2 separate regions of the Homo sapiens genome follow, and region 1 is linked to region 2. A link is a loop called in an ENCODE intact Hi-C map of the cell type or tissue named here. Cell type or tissue: heart left ventricle. All regions are shown on one strand. Each heading gives the region's core, and the rest is flanking DNA. Links, peaks and the distances in the headings are about the cores only.

Region 1 (9,957 bases), core at 883-8,882, 77 kb after region 2:
CATGCTCCACACACACCATGCTCCACACACACCACCCTCCACACACACCATGCTCCACACACACCGCCCTCCACACACACCATCCTCCACACACACCATCCTCCACACACACCATCCTCCACACACACCACCCTACACACACACCATCCTCCACACACACCACCCTACACACACACCATCCTCCACACACACCACCCTCCACACACACCACCCTCCACACACACCACCCTCCACACACACCACGCTCCACACACACCGCCCTCCACACACACCACCCTCCACACACACCACCCTCCACACACACCACCCTCCACACACCACCCTCCACACACACCACCCTCCCACACACCGCCCTCCACACACACCATGCTCCACACACACCGCCCTCCACACACACCGCCCTCCACACACACCATCCACACACCACCCTCCACATACACCATGCTCCACACACACCGCCCTCCACACACACCATCCTCCACACACACCATGCTCCACACACCACCCTCCACACACCACCCTCCACACACACCGCCCTCCACACACCGCCCTCCACACACACCACTTTACACACACGCCACCCTCCACACACCACCCTACACACACACCACCCTCCACACACGCCACCCTCCACACACACCACACTCCACACACCACCTTCCACACATACCACTGCAGACACTGGGATGTTTTTGCCAAGCAGAGAGGCTGCAGGCAGAGAGGCATGGGCTGTGCCATAGGGGAAAAGTGGGTGGGTGGGGGCAGGCAGAGGGGTGGGGGCGGCAGGAACCACAGGGATGGGTAGAGGCTCAGAGCCACACCTGCTCCAGACCATATGGACCTCACAGATGAGTCTGTGTCCTCGCTTAGGCGAAAGCTGAGCTCCATGATGCTATGTGCACCCTGTCTCCATTTCCAAAAGGATGCTTGCAATGCAGTTACATAAAATACCTTGAAAGGAGGAAAAACAGTAGCCACAGGAAGATAAAGTAAGGCGGTCTCTGGAGAGAGGTTAAGACACAAAAACCCGTAAGTCCTACACACTCGCCAGACACAGGCCACACATTCTGCCCTTGGGGTTTCTCCAGCAAATGAAGAAAGAAGATTTCTTAAAAATTATAGCATACTCAAGTTTGCTACATGGCATATCATGGCAAACCTACATAGGGTATCATTTAATTCTCATGGCCACCTGCAGGCAGGTATTCTTATTGCTGTTTCACTAACAAAGCAACTTAGGTTCAGGGCCATCAGGGAGCCTGTCCAAGGTCACACAGCCAATGAGAGGTGTGGCAGGAGGGAAACCAGGTCCCCAAAGTCCTGGCTCCCCGTGGCGATCTTTCCAAGGCCCGCGCAGCCGAGGACGCAAGCACAGGTGCCACGAGCACGCTGGAGTGGCCCCGAGGCGGGCCCCTGCGGAGGCTTGCAGCTCCCTGGAAGGTATTTTGCCTTCTTCATTGCCCCAAATTAGGATGTAGGGGGAGACGAAAAGACGTCCTGCAGGGAAGGGCGTGGATTTTGGAGACAGCCACACCGGGTTCAATTGGCCTCGCCGTGGCCCTTAGGCAAACAACTCATTCTATCTGAGCCTCCGTTTCTCCAACTGTAAAAACCGGGTGAATACTAGGAACAGGCAGAGTTGCTGATGAGTTAAATGGCAAAATATGTGAAAGACGTTAAGTCTGGCACCCACACCGAATATAACTCAGTGAATGCCCGCATCTGAAAAACAAGACCAGCCACACACACGGTCACGGCGTCCCCACCGGAGCACGGTCACCTGTGCCTCATCAGCCACGTGGCCGCCACAGGGAAGAGAACTGGATCGCAAGGCAGGTGTTTCAAGTCTGGTGAAACCCAGCTCTAAGGAAACAAGATAAAGGAGGAGAAGATACAGGACAGCAGGCAGAAGACAACAAGAAGGGCGGAGAGAAAACGGAGCAGAGAAAGAGGAAAGAAACAGAAAACGGTGACAAAAGAAACTACTGGACTGCAGCCCAAAGTCTACTGCTTTCAGCTTTGTGTAAAAGGTGGTATCTTTTAGGGCTCCAGAGACACTAACCAGTGTAATTTTTGCAGGCAACATTAAAACAAAAAAACAATCCTAAGACCCATCTATTTGCAATTAGGCAAGGGCTGATCATTGCTGGAAAAAAAAAAAAAAAAAGCCCACAGGGAGTATAAGGGATGGGCACAGAACGCGCAGCATCCTGCGGAAGACGGTGTGGGAGATGAGAGCCAGAAAAGGTCAGTGCTTTTTGCTGGGTGACATTCAGGACCTTTCTGCTCCTGCCAGCTCCCAGCTCCCAGATCACTGAGCCCTACAGAGTTCTGCACAAATGAGGAATGAGGCCGATGCCCAGGTCCGCCTGTGAGAGGGGGCTGTGCCCAAGGTGGACCCATCAGCAACTGGAAGTACCAAAAAAAAAAAAAAAAAGACTTCATATAAATGCATCTATAGTCAGCCTATAAAAATGGTTGGAAAGCAACAGCCCACTCCTCTCCACGCATTTTCTCGGGTTGCATGCTGCCTTCCGGCACCATCTGTCTGTTCAGCACAGCGGTTGTGTGTGGGCTCAGGCGCCAGACGGCTCCGGCTTGATGCCCGGCTGTGCCACCCCCTGCCAACGGCCTCTGCTGTGCAGATTTTCCCATCTGTAGAATGGGGACAATAGCAGCACCAGCACACAGCTGTGTGGGGATGAAGTCAGCTGCCACCCACGCATGCTGAGGACCTGCTGGCTTGGGAGCGCTCGCTCTCTTTGTGGTCACTGTTGCTCTTCTTTTCCCTTCAGGTCTGAACTGAAAAGTCATCTGAACCAGGTGCCACCTCGCTGGAGCATCAGAAGGCGGGCATACAATTTCTAACACCTTCTATACAATCCCAAACGGTGATTTCCTGTCACTAGGAAGGAATGGGGCATAGGAGACAAAGAATTGCGGGTTTTACTCCTTTGGCTGCTCCCTAAGGGGTACAGGGTGCTGGGACTTGCCTCTCCCATCTCTCTTTGGGAATGAAGCGCTCCTTTCCCCCACTGCTGGTGGTGCTGTGGCCCCTCGGCTGCCAGCCCCTTATGGGGACAGCCCAGGCTGGAGGAGCCACCTTCCCAAGGCCCCAGCCTCTTCCACAGTCAGCTACATCCACCAATGATTGTCCCCAGCCCCTGCTGCTACCCAGCAAGGCTCAGAAGGGTGGGCTGAGGCCCTAGCTGAGACTGTGGGGCAGCCCAGCCTCTCCTGCACCGTGCCTACCCCTCCCCTCCCCTCCCTTACACTCCCCTCTCCTCCCCAGTACTCAGCAGCACCCTGCCAGCCTCGGCCACAGCTGTCCCCAGCTGGCCCATTGAAGAGCCCAATCTGTACCACTTGGTGGGAAGGTGACTGAAGCTACTGGCTCCTTGGAGCTTTAAGCAGTATGGAGATTATTTTTATTTTTGTTTATGCATACCTTGTGTCACTTTCGGTATCCAGGTGTCATAAAGATACGTGTCAGGGATTGGACTAGGTAAGCCTCAGTGGATAGTTAAATACCCATATCTCCCACACCCCATTATTCCCCTCCACTATTCACCTGCCCACACACACACACCACCCCTGTGCTACAGGAAGAGAGAGTCACAGGGAAAGGGAAGTCCTGCCTCCTCAATGGTCCTGGACCATGGCCATGCCTGACACCATTGCTGCTGGAAGAAGGGGTGACATCGTCATTCACTTCGGCCGTTTCTCGGCTTCCTGTGATTTGAAAGTTTTCCAGTGCTGAGATGGGTTTGGTTTGAGCCCCCAATCCAAAGATGCTTTGCTGGTAGCTAGGAGGTATTCAGCAAGCACCTGCTATGCAGAATGCACAGTGTGGAGCACTTGGAGGGACCATAAAGATGAACGGAACACGAATTCTGCCCCCAGGAGTCTTGATGGAGCTGACGGGCACCCTAGGCCTTGTCTCGCCCCTAGGAGGCCCCTCTTCCTGCTCCTCTGCAAGGCTGGCATCGACAGCAGGTCCAGCCCCATCCCTGGCCTCAGTGACTCAAGGGGAGTTTTCAGAAACTTCTCAGATCAAGGAAAGCTCAGAAAATCCAGTGTCTCCTGAGGAGAAGCCAGACCCTGGCCAGGTGTCTCTGGAGTCTGTCACAGAACAGATTCAGGAAAAACAGGTCGCTGGGGCCTCCAGCAAACAGCCGATACCACATCTGTGTGCATCGTCCTGTGATGCCCAGGGAATGGGCTTCGAGGGTGCTGCACAGCTGTGGCACCAGAGAACACTCCGCGGGGAACGGCGTCAGACGGGGCGGGGCGAGGTGAGGCCCGCAAGCCAGTCCCTGCTGCACACGGTAGCGAAGGCGGAAAGCTGCGGCAACACCTTCCCACCATCTCTGTGAGGTCTGTGGGTGGAGAGGGTGGGATGCGACTGCCAGCCCCGTGGAAAGGTATGATTCTCCAAAGAAGACAAAGGTGCTGGCCAGGAATCATGGTCTTCAGAGTGAGGGCAGCGCCCAGCACATCTCTCCGTGTTCACTGAGACACAGCTAAGACACACACTTAAAGGGCCATGGGATTAGCGAATAGGGAAGACTTCCCAGGGGCGAGGACTGTGAGAGTGGAGGTGAGTAATCTGGCGGCAGCTGCCTGAGGCTGTGTGCCCAAGCCCGGCTGGGTCTGCTGCCAGCCACAGCCCACAGTGCCAGAGCTGTCCCTTGGCGCCATCAGAAGCTGAGTGGCCTTGGATACCTTCAGCTCCCCTTCTGCTCTCATCAGCCACTTGCCAGCCATCCTCTTGTCCCAGTGAGAGCTGCAGGTTAAGGCACCGAGGATGTATCTCCATCTCTGTCCAGTGCCAAGCAGTTGAATGATCTGGTAAACAGCTGTCCCTCACTCCCATTTAGGCAGTAGTCATCTCAGGGTATCAGCTGGAAATCCAAGGCCATGGGAGTCACCTGAGTCCATGCCGCTGGAGGGACGCAGGGTTGCAGGACACGAGTGCCCATCTTCTGATGTAGTCCAAGATTCCCTCTCCGCCACCTGCAGGTGGGACTGTGGGCTGGGCTGACGGAGGTGGCCGGGCACCTGGAGCTGTAGCAGGTATCACAGAAGCCTAGAATGCTGGACCCGGAGGGGCCCTTCCAGTCACTAACAGGGCTCCATCTGCCTATCGGATGCTTTCATCCACCTTCCATTAAGCACATTAACCAGCAGCTATGATATGCCCAGCCACTGCCCCTTCTCCAGCCTCCGTGGAGCCCCTCCTGCTGGAGGCAGGGCAGAAAGGGGGCACCAGGACAGGCCCTCGGACAGGCAAGACCACAGGCTGGGCATGCTTTGCGCCATTTGCAGCAGAGAGAACCAGAACTTCTTGCAAACATCTCACTCCTCCAATACCACACACGGCCACCTGCATCTCTACATTGCTTGTCCTTGCCCACCCCCTCTCCTCCCTGGCATCCACGCCTGTACTGGTGGACAATCAGAGACACGCACTGATGGGTGCCATCTGTGGTGCCCAAGGCCTCGCCTGTGGAAGGGGGTGTGGGTTTCATCTCCCATTGGGAATGAACCAACCACAAGACAGAGAGAGAGAGCACGGCCCCCAGCTCACCCACCCCACCCGAGGCCCACTGCAGACTGGAAGGAGATGACTTGGGAGCCTGAGTGTTCTCTAAAAGCCCCATATTTATTTTCTGGAGTCAAGGTGCAAAGTCCCCATGAGTTCCCCATTAGACAGCAAATGCCCCAAGGAGAAGAGGACAAAAAGCATATTAACCTGATGAACTGATTCCCAAGGATGCCTGCTGTGCCCTACCTCTCCTAGAGGGCACTGTTCTCGCCCAGGGAACACTGTCTCCCCTTGTCTGCCCACCTGTCTTCCATGCCATGACCCTACTGGGGTCACGTTAGGCTTGTGGTAGAGGGAGGTGCAGGCAGACGAGACTCCAAGGACCCTAAAGTCCCAGTATTCTGCTTCTAGGTAGAGCTTGCCAGGTTAGATTTCTGCCCGCCACCTCAACTCTCTGCAGCCCCACCCCAAGACTTTGCCTTCAAGTTCCTGGCACGTGGACCAAGGCCAAGCCCATTTCTAAGCCTTCTCACTCTCAGTTAAGGGCTCAGTACCTTCAGCCCTGGGGGCTCAAGCTGGCTTCACTCTGGGGTCAGGACCTTGGCCTGTCTCAGTGTGAATAAGGAGACCTATTGAACAAATTTGCAAATTATTCAGCCAAAGCCTAATGAGGGATTAAAAAGGAAATCTCGTTCAAATTACAATCAAAGAATCACCTGCAGGACGGGCATGGTAGCTCATGCCTGTAATCCCAGCACTTTGGGAGGCTGAGGCGGGTGCATCACTTGAGGCCAGGAGTTCAAGACCAGCCTGAACATGGCAAAACTTCATCTCTACTAAAAATACAAAACCTGGCCGGTCATGGTGGTGCATGCTTGTAATCCCAGCTACTGGGGAGGCTGACACATAAGAATTGGTTGAACCCGGGAGGCTGAGGTTGCAGTGAGCCAAGATGGTGTCACTGCATTCCAGCCTGGGTGACAGAATAAGACTCTGTCTCCAAAAAAAAAAAAAAAAAAAAGAATCACCTCCATTGAAAAGAATAAAATTATCTGAAGCTGGGGACATCCCCAGAAAACCTGGGATGGGATGGTGGCCACAGCTACATTCTTAGGGTCGGTCCTCCCATGGGCGGCTTGTTAGGGAGAGGGAGGCAACCCTTCTAGACACAGACATCCTGCTCTTTACTGTGGCATCTCAGTCATGCTCCCCCAAGTCCTGTGAGGTGGGGATTATATTCTGTATTTTACCGGTGAGGAAACTGAGGCTTAGATTGTGCCAGTGAACTGCCCAATAGGACACAGGGGGCAATCATTGACACCGGGGTTGCGACCTTGGCCTCTGGCACCCAAACTCATGCTCCCTCCCTAGCAGCCACTCTTCCATTGGCAAGATAAAAACCATCCCATCTTCCTGCTCACACACAGGACTCTGTTCTTGAGAATCTAGTATGAGGGACGGCTAGGTCCATGCCCGTCCCCTCAGTGGACGGATGCTCCCTCCTCCAATGGCACCAGGAAATAGAGAGGTCCCTGAAGGGGATGAGGCCCGAGGCACTGGCATCTGGCCCCCGGGCTCTGCATTGCATGAAGGTCTAGGCGCCCGGCCCGTCTCCAGGCAGAGGACCATCCCGCCATGGCAGATGCCTCCTGCCAGACACAGGATGCTGTACTAGTCAATCAGCCTGAGCCAAAGCCCAAGTAACTTTCCCAAGTGGGAGGTGAAGGAAAAAAACAAATAACACAGTAATGTGCCTAAAATCTGCCCCTTTTTTTTCTGGCCAGTAGATTGGATGGAAAAAAAAATGCCTCTTTTTGAAACCAACAAGACATGATTTGTCTGAAAATGTTCTCTTTGAGGTATGTGGCTCCCACAAGATTTGTAAAAAACGGGTTCACTCAGATTTTTCTAAATTGGGTCGTCGAGTTAACTAAGCATTTCCATTCTCAAAGACGGCCCCCATTTTCTTTCTTTCCCCCTCTGTTAGTTAAGCTTCTGCATGTCCTCACCATCATCATCATCATTGTCAACATTCAGGTCGGCTGTGTGAGAGGTGGCTTCCTCAGGGCTGGGACATGACAAAGTGTAGACGCATGCCATCTTTAAAGGAGCTTATGGTTTAATTAAGGAGACAGGCTGGATACTTCGAAAGAAAAATCGTGAGATTTTATGAGAAAGGGACGCGGTGCCGTGGATGCCGTGGTGTGGCTCCCGGATCCCCAGGCGCAGGGAGCACTGGTAGGTCCCCAAGTGCAGGGGGCACTGGTAGGTCCCTGGGTACAGGGAGCACTGTTAGGTCCCTGAGTGCAGGGAGCACTGGTAGATCCCTGGGTTCAGAGGGCACTGGTAGGTCTCTGGGTGCAGGGAGCACTGGTAGATCCCTGGGTTCAGAGGGCACTGGTAGGCCTCTGGGTGCAGGGAGCACTGGTAGATCTCCGGGTGCAGGGGGCACTGGTAGGTCCTGGGGTGCAGGGGGTGCTGGTAGACCCCAGGTGCAGGGGGCACTTGTAGGTCCTGGGGTGCAGGGGGCGCTGGTAGATCCCTGGGTGCAGGGGGCGCTGGTAGGTCCCCGGGTGCAGGGACCACTGGTAGGTCCCCGGGTACAGGGGGCACTGGTAGACCCCAGGGTACAGGGGGCGCTGGTAGATCCCCGGGTGCAGGGGGTGCTGGTAGGTCCCCGGGTAGAGGCAGCACTGGTAAATCCCCAGGTACAGGGGGCACTGGTAAGTCCCCGGGTACAGGGAGCACTGGTAGCCACTGGTACTCAGCTGAGTGCCTGGCTGAGACTTGCCCTCACCCGACGGGATCCGCCTCACCCAAGTTCACATCCCCTTCCCAGGGACAGTGTGGGAGCCCTTTGCCTCAATCTGGGACAACTCTGAAGGGTCATCCCAGTTCCAGAATGCTCCAAGGGGTCAGCTGAGGCCTTTGGTGTGAATGCTTCATCGCCCTTCCCCTCTGCTCAGTCCAGCTTGCTTCCCTCTTTCACCACTGAGTGGCCAAAGCTAGAGGCACAGACTCACCAGCTGAGCATAACCTTCAGGTGAAGGTGACAAAGGCCACTGGAGGGCAGACCATCATTTAACAAGGAATAGAACCAAATATGAGGCCAGCACGGTGGCTCACGCCTGCAATCTTAGCACTTTGGAAGGCCACCGCAGGAGGACTGCTTGAGCCCAGGAGTGTAAGAGCAGCCTGGCAAGATGATGAAGCCCCTTCTCTATGAAAAATCAAAAAATTAGCCGGGCTTGGTGGCACCTGCGGTCCCGGCTACTGAGCAGGCTGAGGTAAGAGGATCGCTTGAGCTCAGGAGTTCCAGGCAGCAGTGTTCGCACCACCGCACTCCAGCCTGGACTACAGAGCAAAACCCTGTCTCAAAAAAAAAAAAAAGGAACCAAGAACCAAATATGTCCACCTGCCTTTATGCTGTATTTTATCACAGTAGTAAACTCTATGCCTGCATGCCTCTCCTACAGAACATCGCTTTGAGCCTTTCCTGAGAACTGATATTGCCACATCTAGAGGAGAGGAGAGAGGAGGGAGGTGATAGAGAATGGAGTCTGGAGCCCACAGCCCTTGTCTTGAAATAGCACGAAACAAGCACTGCTGTGAACTGGCTTCCTGACCTCCAGCCTCAAGAGCAGGCATCTCAGGCAGAAAGCCACAGGGCCGGCAGATGGCAATGCTGGCTCCCAGAAGCCCTTCCCTGACCGTAGCCACAGCAGCTGACCAGCCAGGGTGGGACTCCTCTCCTCCCAACACGCCTCCAGTGCAAAGGCCCAGGTTCAATCCTTGCTTCGCCACTGGCCAGCCATGCGACGTGGCAGGTCACTTAACCTCTTGGGGCTGTTTCCTCATTATACGGCGGTCCAGGGTGCAGCTTCCTGTTTCCCTTCTCCCAGGGGCTACCATGCATCCTCTGCGCCACTTCCACACCTGGCAGGTACCCTGCAACCCTAGAGGGGAGGTCTCCTGGCCCAGTTCCTTCCCCAGACCAGGTTGGTATCGCTGCCCAGCATTTCCCTCTGTCTTTGAAAATACTCTATTACCTATGCCCCAAGGTCATGTCAGAAATCTCAAAATACACCTAACATGCAAAGCAGAGTGGTGAGGAGACAAGCGACCTCTCTGTTCTCCTGGCGCTGGCAGCTCCCCAGGGGTGAAATATCTCCTCGGACACTCACTCATCTTCAGTGGTGCAAATGGGAGGGCTCAGGTGACACTCTTAAAAGTCCAGCTTTGGAAGGACCCAGGCCCCATCACTGCTCTGCACGCCCCTCACCCACAGCCCCTTAAAGCCACTTGTCCCCAGGACAAAGCAGTTTCCATACAGCCGTGGTGCTTGAGCCAAACGGAGACTTAGGCTCCAGCCCTCTTTTTCAAAGTGTATATATGTATATTACATATTA
Region 2 (9,957 bases), core at 1,112-9,111:
TAGATAGTATCACTATTTAACACCTAAGATTGGTCTTTTGAGATAATTTTTTAGACTTGAATTCTGGCAACCAATGGACCCCACCCAGACCCATGACTCATGACTCAGCTGACCCTGTGGCCCTCACCTAGAGGCCGACTCAGTGCTGGAGGCCCGTTTCCACACCACTGTGATCTCATCCCCAACCAATCAGCAGTGCCCGTTCCCTAGCCCCCTGCCCATCAAATTGTCCATAAAAACCCTAAGCTCTGAGCCTTTGGGGAGACTGATTTGAGTGATAGCTCCATCTCCCATGTGGCTGGCCTCACATTAAACATTTTACTACAATACCAAGATCTCGGTGAATTGGTTTTATCTGTGCAGTGGGCATGAGGCTCCCACTGGATGGCTGTGCCCTCCCCAGAAGCAGATGCTGGCACCATGCCTCTGTGCAGCCTGCAGAACCATGAGCCAAATAAACCTCTTCCCTTTATAAATGACCCAGCCTCAGGTACTCCTTTATAGCAATGCAAAATGGAGCAACACCGCCTCCCATCCTGGACCTCCACACTCAGCCATCTGTAGGTTCTCCCCATGCCTTCTCCAAGCCCTGCTACATCCCAGCATTCCCCAGCTAGCCCTTAAGGCTGAGCACGGGGCCTTGGCTGTCCCCAGGCATTCCTGGTGGCTCAACTCTTTCTTCTGCTGTTACCAACACCCGCAACTTCTGTTCCACATCTCGCCACCGCCCCAAAGCTCAGGTCTGGGAGCTTGACATTTTTTTCAAGATGTATTCATTTTTAATTACCAATAAGTGAAGCTAGTCTCAAAAAATTGGAATATCAGATAAAGCAACATTTTCCTTCCACCCATCCACTCCTAATTCTTCACTTAGAAGCTACCACTAGCAGTCCAATGCATGTCCTTTTAAAAAATAAAAAAGGTATATATGTGTGTACACACATACATATATGCACATACATACACACATACATCTATACAAATCCAAAACACACACACACACACCCATATATGCTGTGTTCAAATTATTATATGCATATGCTTTCTTCCCCCATAAATGCTTTCCTTACAGTCCCTTCTAGCTTTGATTATCTGTCTGTCTGCAATTCTGTCAGTTACTGAAAGAAAACAGTTGAAAGAGATTGAAAATCTAAACATAAATAACAATGAAAGATAGTGAAAAGGAGGAATACTTTAAGAAATTGATATGGTTTCAAAAAGAGATTTTTCCAGACCCAGTTTCTAAAAGAACAGCTCATTTCCCAGGCTGAACAGTGGACAGCACCAAACCTCCCACCAAATGCTGTACTGAGCTGCAGCCTAGGCCCTGAGGACTGAACAACTTCTCCTGCACCTCCTGGTGCCACTGCTGGGCTCCCAAAGGGACCCTCTGCCTGCAGGGACCCTCCTCCTCCTCTCCCCGCTCCTCCCTCTCACCCTCTCCTCCCACCCCCATGGAGGGCTCTGTGCAGGAGAATGATGTAGAGGGAGGCGGAGGGTGATGGTTCCTGCCAGAGCTTCAAGACCTTCCCATGGGAGCCAGCTCACAGCTCCTACACTCCTTTGGGCACCCTTCCGATCATCAGGTTCCCTGTGCTGCTCTCCGCCCCGCTCAGAAAGCCTGCCCTGTCCTAACTGAGCACAGGCAGTACCATGGAGACAATCTCGTCCTTTCTTCTGAAGCCTGCTTGCCTCTGACTAGGAGCCCTTGAAGGCAGGAATCCTGTCTTTTCATCCACCAATTCCAGCACATTCAATCTACACAACATCGCAAGTTCCCCAACAAGGCAAACTGCGCACACATCCTCCTTCTCTTTGACAAATCCCACCTGTGTGACGTGGAGCCCTCACGCAGCTTTCCCATCAGGACGGGCCTGATTTCCTTCCTCTGTACAGCACTTTGATCCCTCATCTCTAGACGATGTTTATACAAGGAGATGGGGAAAGAAAGGGGCACCTTAAGGCTAAAGTGCACAAACTTAAAGGAAATTGTGACAACCCCACAGCCTTGAGTGAGGGGTGTGTGTAGAGCATGGTCAGGACCTGCCCCCCACAACACACACACAACCCACAGGCGGGAGCACCTTCATTTGTTTTATGTAGAAAGACGAAGTGCAAAATCTGTCCAAGAGATAGATCTGCTCCACTCACACAGAATACGGCCACCATCCCCTCCACCTCCAAGGTGGTGGATGAAGTAGTGAGGCTGACAGAGACCTGGCTTCTCGTCCTACAGCCACTGCTGCCTGATGGAAGAGTTCGAAGTCAGAAACACCGAAATTCCCCTCTTGCTGCCGCCTGGCCTTGCAGATATAAAGCGTTGCTCTAACACACAGTATTGCCAGTCTTTCTGAGTAAAAGTCAGCCTGGAGAGAAAGGTGAACTATCCCAGGCCTCTGATGGTCAAGGACAAATTTGTTTTCCACATCACTATCTTCCCCAATACAAATGTTCTAAGTCAGTAGAAAGAACTGGAAAGAATAGACAAAGGAAAGGAGAAAGTAAACGCCATAAACTTTCTAGTTCGTGGTATATTTCATATTATCATCGACGGCGCTCAAATGAAAATACCTTATCCTCAGATCACAAACACTAATGAACCTACGGAACTCTTTCTTAAACACTCACATTTCCTCCTTCCATTTCCCCAGCAAATCCCTCCTAGCTTCCATTCCCTGCTGCCCAGAGCCCCAAACAGAAAAAGTTAGGATTTGCCAGAAACAGGTGTAGTCAAACCCTCAAATACCAAACCACAGAGAGTGGAAGCCATATCAGGCTGACCAAAGCAGTATGGTCCCGTGGCCCCGGGTGAGGGCCTAAGCTTGGCTCCATGCCTGCAGTTTCCAGAGAAGGCTGGAGGCAAGTGTGTCATCTGATTGTCCATACAAGCTGTACTGTGAGTATCAGGATGTTTACAGTTAACCCAAGGACCTTGCTGGACCAGAAGGATTACGCTTTGATAGATTAGCATGGGAAGAAAGTGACAGGTGGAAACTGATGTTCTGGAGAGAGATTTGTTTAGGGGGAAGTGGGGGTGGGGAGAAACAGATACAGGCACTCAGCACCAAGCTGCTCACAGCCACCTGGCAGCTTCGGTGCCACCGTGGATGTGTGGCTGCAGAAGAGACCCCCAGCACCCCAGCACCCACCTGAAACAATAGCATCAAGGTCTTACTTTTTCTGGAGCGGGAGAAAAACCTGATGCCCCCGGGCGAGGTAGCAGGGTTGGAGTTGGGGGAAGACTCTTTGGAGGAGGAGCGGAAGATCCCACTGAAGCTCATGCGTCGAGGGGAGCGTGGCGGGGACTCCTGGTAGGAGAACGGGAACACGGTTTTGGGAGAGCCGGGGCTGGTCTTGGGCCTCACAGGTGCAGACATGGGGCTGGAGGGCCGGGGCTGGGGGCCTCTGGAGAAGAACCCTTTGGAGGGGCTGCCCGGGCCGAAGGGGCTGTCCACCTGCAGAAAAACAGACGAATGGATGCAGTCACTCCACGCTCTGGACACGCTGCCTCCTGCCCTGTATGAAACTTATCATTGTCCTCTCTCACATGCGGGCCCCCCATAGTACCCTCCCAGAGAAACAGCCCTAAGCTCTTCCACAGAGGTAGCCACTGAATGGTCTGCAGGTAGCACCTGCCCCAAGGATGGCCCCTCACAGGCTGGCAGCACCACGTCCTGGAGGTCCACTGACCATCCTGTCCCACTCCTTAGAAGGGGCTTCCAGGAGGTAGAGGGGAGGAAGGGAAGCGGAGCTCAAAATGAGCGTCTCCCTCCTTTATTATGGGCCTGCCTGCCTTCACCTCTCAAGACCTCACGTCCATCCAAGTTCTGACCACACAGGACTGCAGTCCTCTTGCCTGCCTATAAGATCCCTATGTTCCAGAACAGAGCGGGCCTGGAGCTCCATCCTGAGACCTCAGTCCTAGGTGATGATGAATTTTTCACCTCCAAGCTGCTTCAGCATTTGAAAGACTGAGGTTGCCAACAGAAGTCAGGAGAAAAGTTCACAAAGCCAGCCGGGTACGGTGACTCACGCCTGTAATCCCAGCATTTTGGAAGGCCGAGGCGGGTGGATCAACTGAGGTCAGGAGTTTGAAACCAGCCTGGCCAACATGGTGAAACCCCATCTCTACTAAAAATAAAAAAATAAAAAAAAAATTAGCTGGGCATGGTGGCGGGCGCCTGTAATCCCAGCTACTCAGGAGGCTGAGGCAGGAGAATCTCTTGAACCCCGAAGGCGGAGGTTGCAGTGAGCCGAGATGGCGCCATTGCACTCCAGCCTGGGCAACAAAACGAGACTCCATTTCAAGAGAAAGGAAAGAAAGGAAGGAAGGAAGGAAGGAAGGAAGGAAGGAAGGAAGGAAGGAGGGAGGGAGGGAGGGAGGGAGGGAGGGAGGGAAGGAAAGAAGGAAGGAAGGAAGGAAGGAAGGAAGGAAGGAAGGAAGGAAGGAAAGAAAGAAGGAAAGAAGGAAGTTAACAAAGCCCCAAACCTCTGAGACTCACTTCACCAATGATTTAAAATTCTAGTCATGGCTTAAAAAATTATCAGACCCCATAACTTTAAGCCAAGGCACAGAGCTCATAGCAGACTTTGAGAAATATCTCACGTGCCCGCAGCCGTGTTCCTGCTGGATGCGTGGAGGAGCTCCTGCCCTGCCTCTGGGTGCCGGTATTTGGCCCCTGCTCTGCCACCTGCTGAGCCAACCTGGGCATGTTACTTGGTCTCACCGAGCCTCAGCTCCCTCATCTGTAAAATGAGGATGGCCGTGCCCTCACCTCAAGGGCTGCTTGAACGTCAGATGAAGCCGCGTGAGGCCAGGAAGCACACGGTGCGTGGTAAACAGCTCTTGTCCTACCACTTGGGAAACTTGCAAGCAACACTGAGTGGAAAGGACCTCAGAGATGACCCAGTTCAGAAGCAAGAAGGGCGAGTAACTCGTCCGCAGCGCTCGCGGGGAGCCAGGACCAGGGCAGACGCGGGAAATACTGCCCTCGGGCGGCCGCGCTGTGCTGAAAAGGGAACACAGGACACCCCACAGGCAGCCTCGGTGCCACTTCGGGGTCTCTCTGTCCCACCACGGGGTGCGCTGTCCGGACCGCGGCCTGGGGACGTTCTTCCGCCACTAGAGGGCGGCCCAAGCCCCGAGCCCGCGGCCCCGGGAGGATAGGATGCCCGTGGCGTGGACCCGCGCAGCACAGCCTCCCCGCGCGGCCTCTCCAGCCGAAAGAGCCGGCGCCGCCACGTGGAGGTGTAGGTCCGGCCTGGCGCGGACACCTTCGTGAGTGGGCCCGGCAGGAAGAAGAGTGTGGTGCTATAGGACCTTGTAACTCAAGCTAAGTTTTGAGTTTTTCTTTTTTTGTGTAGTTCTGTTTTTTGTTTTTGAGACAGGGTCTCCCTCTGTCGCTCAAGGCTGCAGTGCACTGGCGCAATCTCAGCTCATTGCAACCTCCACCTCCCGGGCTCAAGCAATCCTCCTACCTCAGCCTCCTGAGTAGCTGGGATTACAGTTGTCCATGCCCAGCTGATTTTTTTTTTTTGACCATTTAATATGAAAAGCATTTAGATTCTCTGTTTATAGAATATCCCAGTTAGCCACTATTCCACCTAACTATGGGAATCAGGACAAATCCTGAGAATAAATTTACAAACAAGAGAGTCTTCAGGCAGGGGGTGGTGTCTCACACCTGTAATCCCAGCACTTTGGGAGGCCGAGGTGGGTGGATCACCTGAGCTCGACCAGCCTGGGCAACATGGCAAAACCCTGTCTCTACAAAAAATACAGAAATTAGCCAGGTGTGGTGGCCTGTAGTCCCAGCTACTCAAGCAGCTGAGGTGGGAGGATCACTTGAGCCCCAGAGATGGAGGTGGAGGTTGCAGTGAGCAAGGTGACACTACTGTACTCCAGCCAGCTTGGGTACAGAGCAAGACCCTGTCTCAAAAAAAAAAAAAAAAAAAAAAAAAAAGAGGTTCTTCTTCAAGTGGTGGGTGCTGTGTGTGCAGGTCTAGGGTGGGATGGGGGCTGAGAGAAGCCAGTAGGAACAACACACACAGGCACCAGGGTGGTCCTATCACAAGGTGACATAAGCTGGTCCTGGGTGGAGGCCCGGGTTTGGTCACAGCTCAGTTTCCCGCAATGTGGACAACGACTTGGTTGTCCAAGCCTCGTTCCCAGGGCTGAGACAATCACGACAGCAGCCTCGAGGGTGTGAACCGGAAGAGGAGCCGAGGCCACATGGGAGGACCGGAGGGAGGGGTGGGATTTTGGAGCTGCTGGAAAGGTGAGCCCGGACCTGGTGCATGGACGTGCTCTGTTTACAGCATAGGGAGCTTGCTGGGGAGCCGGGGGAGAGGGCCGAGCCAATGCAAATGTCCAGTCCTACAGGGAAACAGAGACACATAGGGGAGCGGGGCCCCAGGAGAGCTTGCAGAGTGCCCACAAGGCCGAAGCACCATAAGCACCATGCAGATGGATAAATGGCCCGGAGCTGAAACCTGCCCCTTAACAGAGGCCCTGACCCAGAGGAGGCCCTGACAGCTGGCTAGGCTTCAGAGACGCAGTGACAGGGCCGGGGAGGTGTCCAGTGCCCAGAGACAGAGGAGAAGGGGTTTGAAGCACAGAGACAGAGGGCCGGCCATTCACTTGGGCCACCATGAGGGTGGGGGTCACGGGGGAAGTTGAGCCATGAGCCCCTGGAGAACCAGTCATGAAAGGCCAGTTTAACCATATTTGATGAGCAAGGGGGACCCCAGGATTATCCTGAATGGGGTTCCATTCTGTATTCTGAATCCAGGCCAGTGGAGTCGGGCATCCAGGGATCAGGCCTGAGGAGGGAGCCCTAGGAAGCAGCCCTGCCAGTCCTGTCTCTGGAAAATGGCCGAAGCATGCTGGATGCTGGGCCCTGTCTGACCCCTCTCACCGGGAACCTTGGGGGCCAGATCACACTCCCAGACGGTGGGAAAGCCAGGCGGAGGGACAGGCCTGCTGGGGTGGGCTGCGTGGCGGTGCAGATAACAGGCGCCAGCTGAAGCCACCAGGGACAGGGCCTCAGGCCTTGCTCTTGGGCAAGCTATAGCCAAATGATATGTTGGTGAATGCAACCGGATGATTCCCCGGGTATTGACAAGACTCCCAAGTGTGTGCCTGGCTCCGCAGAGCTAATGGAGAGCAGGCATTCAGCCGTCTGCGGAGCAGAGCTCTGCCTATGGGGCCATTTGTCATGCAGCTGCCAGAGAGGAAGCTGGGGCCAGGGCCTGGCTGTGGCCCCTGTGTCTCTCCCACACTCTCAGATCTTCCGTGCAAGGTTTTCACTGGAAAGAAGGGTTTTGCAGAGTCAAACAGGAGGAAGACGACCCAGTGCCCGCGGGGCTGGTCCCACAGCCTTGCACGGGGTTGGTGGCCCCTTCCTGCCACTCCACTCTCTGCTGGCCCAGAAGCTCAAGGCCATTCCCTGGCAGTCTTTGCTGGATGGGCCACGAGAGCTGCTAATAAGGTTGCTTGTTCAGGGCAGGGTGGGGAGGGCACTGGCACCAGTGGAGCCCCACAGGCCGACACCAATTTGATTCAGTTGTGTGTAATTCAAATGCTTAAAGAGGAGATTTGCTTTTTCCAGCATGGGAACTCCTGCCTTCATCCCAGGCTAGCCGGCACCCAGAACCCATCCCAGACCCTGTACGTAGCCCCCAGATCACTAGCTCTGTCTGCTGTCACCTGCCGGAGGGGTCTGTGGGTGGCAGAATGCCAGGAAGCACGTCCCCTACCAGGCCTCCACCCACCCTTACTTCCTGGCTGCAGGAGAAACCTGCAAGCAGCCTGGACCTCTGCGCCCTGCCACGGCCACCTCGACCCTCACCTGATGCTGTGGCTCCCTCTCCAGAGCCCCCCACCCCACCCCACACTCTTTCTGGCCACCTGACCCTACACAGTCAACAACCTCCTCGAGACACTAGTTTCCTAATGGGAGGGAAATTCACCAGTGCAGGAGGGACGGCGAGGAGCTAAAGAGAGGAAAGGAAAAGTGGAAAGAGAGAAAAAGGCGTGTGGAGAGGGTGCAACACGAGGTGGAAGGAGAGAGCCCAGCGCTGGGGGTGGGCGCTGGTGGGCAGCAGGGCAAAGTCCTGCCAGTCGAACTCAGCCCAAAGACCACAGATGGTCGGCAGTGACCGATACCTTCCACCGGGCTTAGCTCACTGCTCATCTTCCTCCACTGCCTCTGCCCATGTTAGGGGGGTCTAGTGGGCCACAGTCAGTGCCACGTGAGGAGAAGAAAAAGGGGTGAAGCCCAGGAGGCTCTCTAGTGGGATAGCCCGGCCGATACGCCAGGCTTGGCCATGCGAGGTGAGCTGTCGCAGGATGGGCTCGGTTACGGCCAGGTGTGCAAGCGGACATGCGGGTGGGCGTGAGGGTGAACACACAGGTGGAAGTGGGCTCAGGCTCTGCCTGCCTCCGTGGCACCTCAAGTGAGCTGTGAGAAACTTCTGGAAAGGAGGTCTTACCTTTCGAGAGGAATGCTTTCCGGAACCCTCCAGGTCTCCGTCCAGGAGCGGCATGGCGAAGGAGCTCAGGTCCTAGGGTGGACAGAGAGCACGTGGTCAGTGACAGTGGCCCTCGGGCCCAGGGGCTGCATGGAACTCTACGTGGGTGTCACCTCCCCCTTCCTGAGACCTTATCCTTCAAATCCACCATGAAGAAGGGATGTGGACGTGTTTGCTACACCCAGCCCCCAAAGCCCCTGACCACCATGCACATCCGCTTCCAGAACGTGCAGTCAAACTTCCAGGAGCAGCCATGACCTCCCAACACCCCAGGGAAGGAGGAAAGAAGAAATGGCTGGGACTAAAGGAGTCAGGAAGGCAGGCAGAAAGGGTGGAGGGAGGAGAGCCCGTCTCAGGCTATTCTGCTGATGGACATGATTTTACCCCACAGCACGGAACATGGGTCCAGGGACATGTGTCTGCCTAGGAAGATGATGGGACAGGGATGGGGAGGGTGACACTGGGGTGGCGGCTGAGGCAAAACTATTAGCAGAGTCTAATGACATCGTGGCCAAAACAGAGTCTAAAATAGATTTGGGGAAAGTAGCTCACCACACACTTACTGTGTCTGAAACAGCCCTGCCCCTTCTTCCTCTTGAATCTTGCCTCCACACCAGGCAGAATCCTGCCCAGTCATCCTCAAATCGGGCACAGCTGCATCCCTAACCTTTCTTTTTCATTTTAAAGTTTTTAGTTGTGGTAAAATACACATAACATAAAATTTGCCATCTCAACCATTTTAAGTGTGCGGTTTGGTGGCATGAAGCACATTGACACTGCTGTGTAGCCGTCACCACTGTCATCTCTAGAACCTTTCCATCTTCTCAAACCAAAACGCTGTTCCCATCAAACACTAACTCCCCCTCCCCCTCCCCCTAGTGCTTGGCAACCACCCTCCTATCTCTTTGAATCTGACCACTCTAGGTACCTCATATAAGTAGCATCAGGCAGTATTTGTGACTGTCTGACTCCACTTAGCATAATGTCTTCAAGGCTCCTCCAGGTGGTAGTGTGTGCCACAGTTCCCTTCCTTTTGAAGGCTGAATAATATTCCATTGTATGAGTAGACCACATTCCGCTTACGCATTCATCAGTTGATGGACATTTGGGTTGCTTCTACCTTCTGACTATTGTGAATAACGCTGCTATGAGTGTTATGGTATGAATTGTGTCTCCCTTCCCACCAAAAAAAATCTATATGTTGAAGTCCTGCCCCCCAGGACCTCAGAATGTGACTGTATTTGGAGATAGGGTCTTTAAGCAGGCAATTAATTTAAAATGAGGTCATTAAGGTGGGCCCTAGTCCAATATGACTGGTGTCCTTCAAGGAAGAGATTAGGACACAGGCACCTACAAGACAGAGACCACACATAGAGACACAGGGAGAAGACAGCTACCAACCCAAAGAGAGGGGCCCCAGAAAAA

Evidence for each region. Peaks named below come from ENCODE experiments on the same cell type or tissue, not always from the same donor. Only the 100,000 strongest peaks of a DNase experiment are listed, where the experiment ranks them.
Region 1: it touches region 2 in a loop (2.3-fold over the local background); 15 of 110 quality-filtered maps call a loop at or near these places.

The regions. Positions count from the first base shown.
Region 1 is chr7:151,854,980-151,864,936 of GRCh38, forward strand. All of the region lies in intron 1 of PRKAG2 (protein kinase AMP-activated non-catalytic subunit gamma 2), which reads right to left. Among named protein-coding and RNA genes, the nearest start is that of PRKAG2-AS1, 17 kb to the right of the region's middle. RefSeq lists an enhancer at 1-23. In heart left ventricle, for the core only: no CTCF peak of the experiment used is centred there; a DNase peak (open chromatin) is centred at 4,662.
Region 2 is chr7:151,777,977-151,787,933 of GRCh38, forward strand. PRKAG2 (protein kinase AMP-activated non-catalytic subunit gamma 2) reads right to left here. Exons shown (of 16, transcript NM_016203.4): 2 at 8,494-8,565; 3 at 3,176-3,455. Among named protein-coding and RNA genes, the nearest start is that of PRKAG2-AS2, 23 kb to the right of the region's middle. RefSeq lists silencers at 4,910-4,999, 5,110-5,209 and enhancers at 5,941-6,830, 6,831-7,720. In heart left ventricle, for the core only: no CTCF peak of the experiment used is centred there; DNase peaks (open chromatin) are centred at 3,358, 5,095 and 7,056; H3K4me3 peaks cover 556 bases.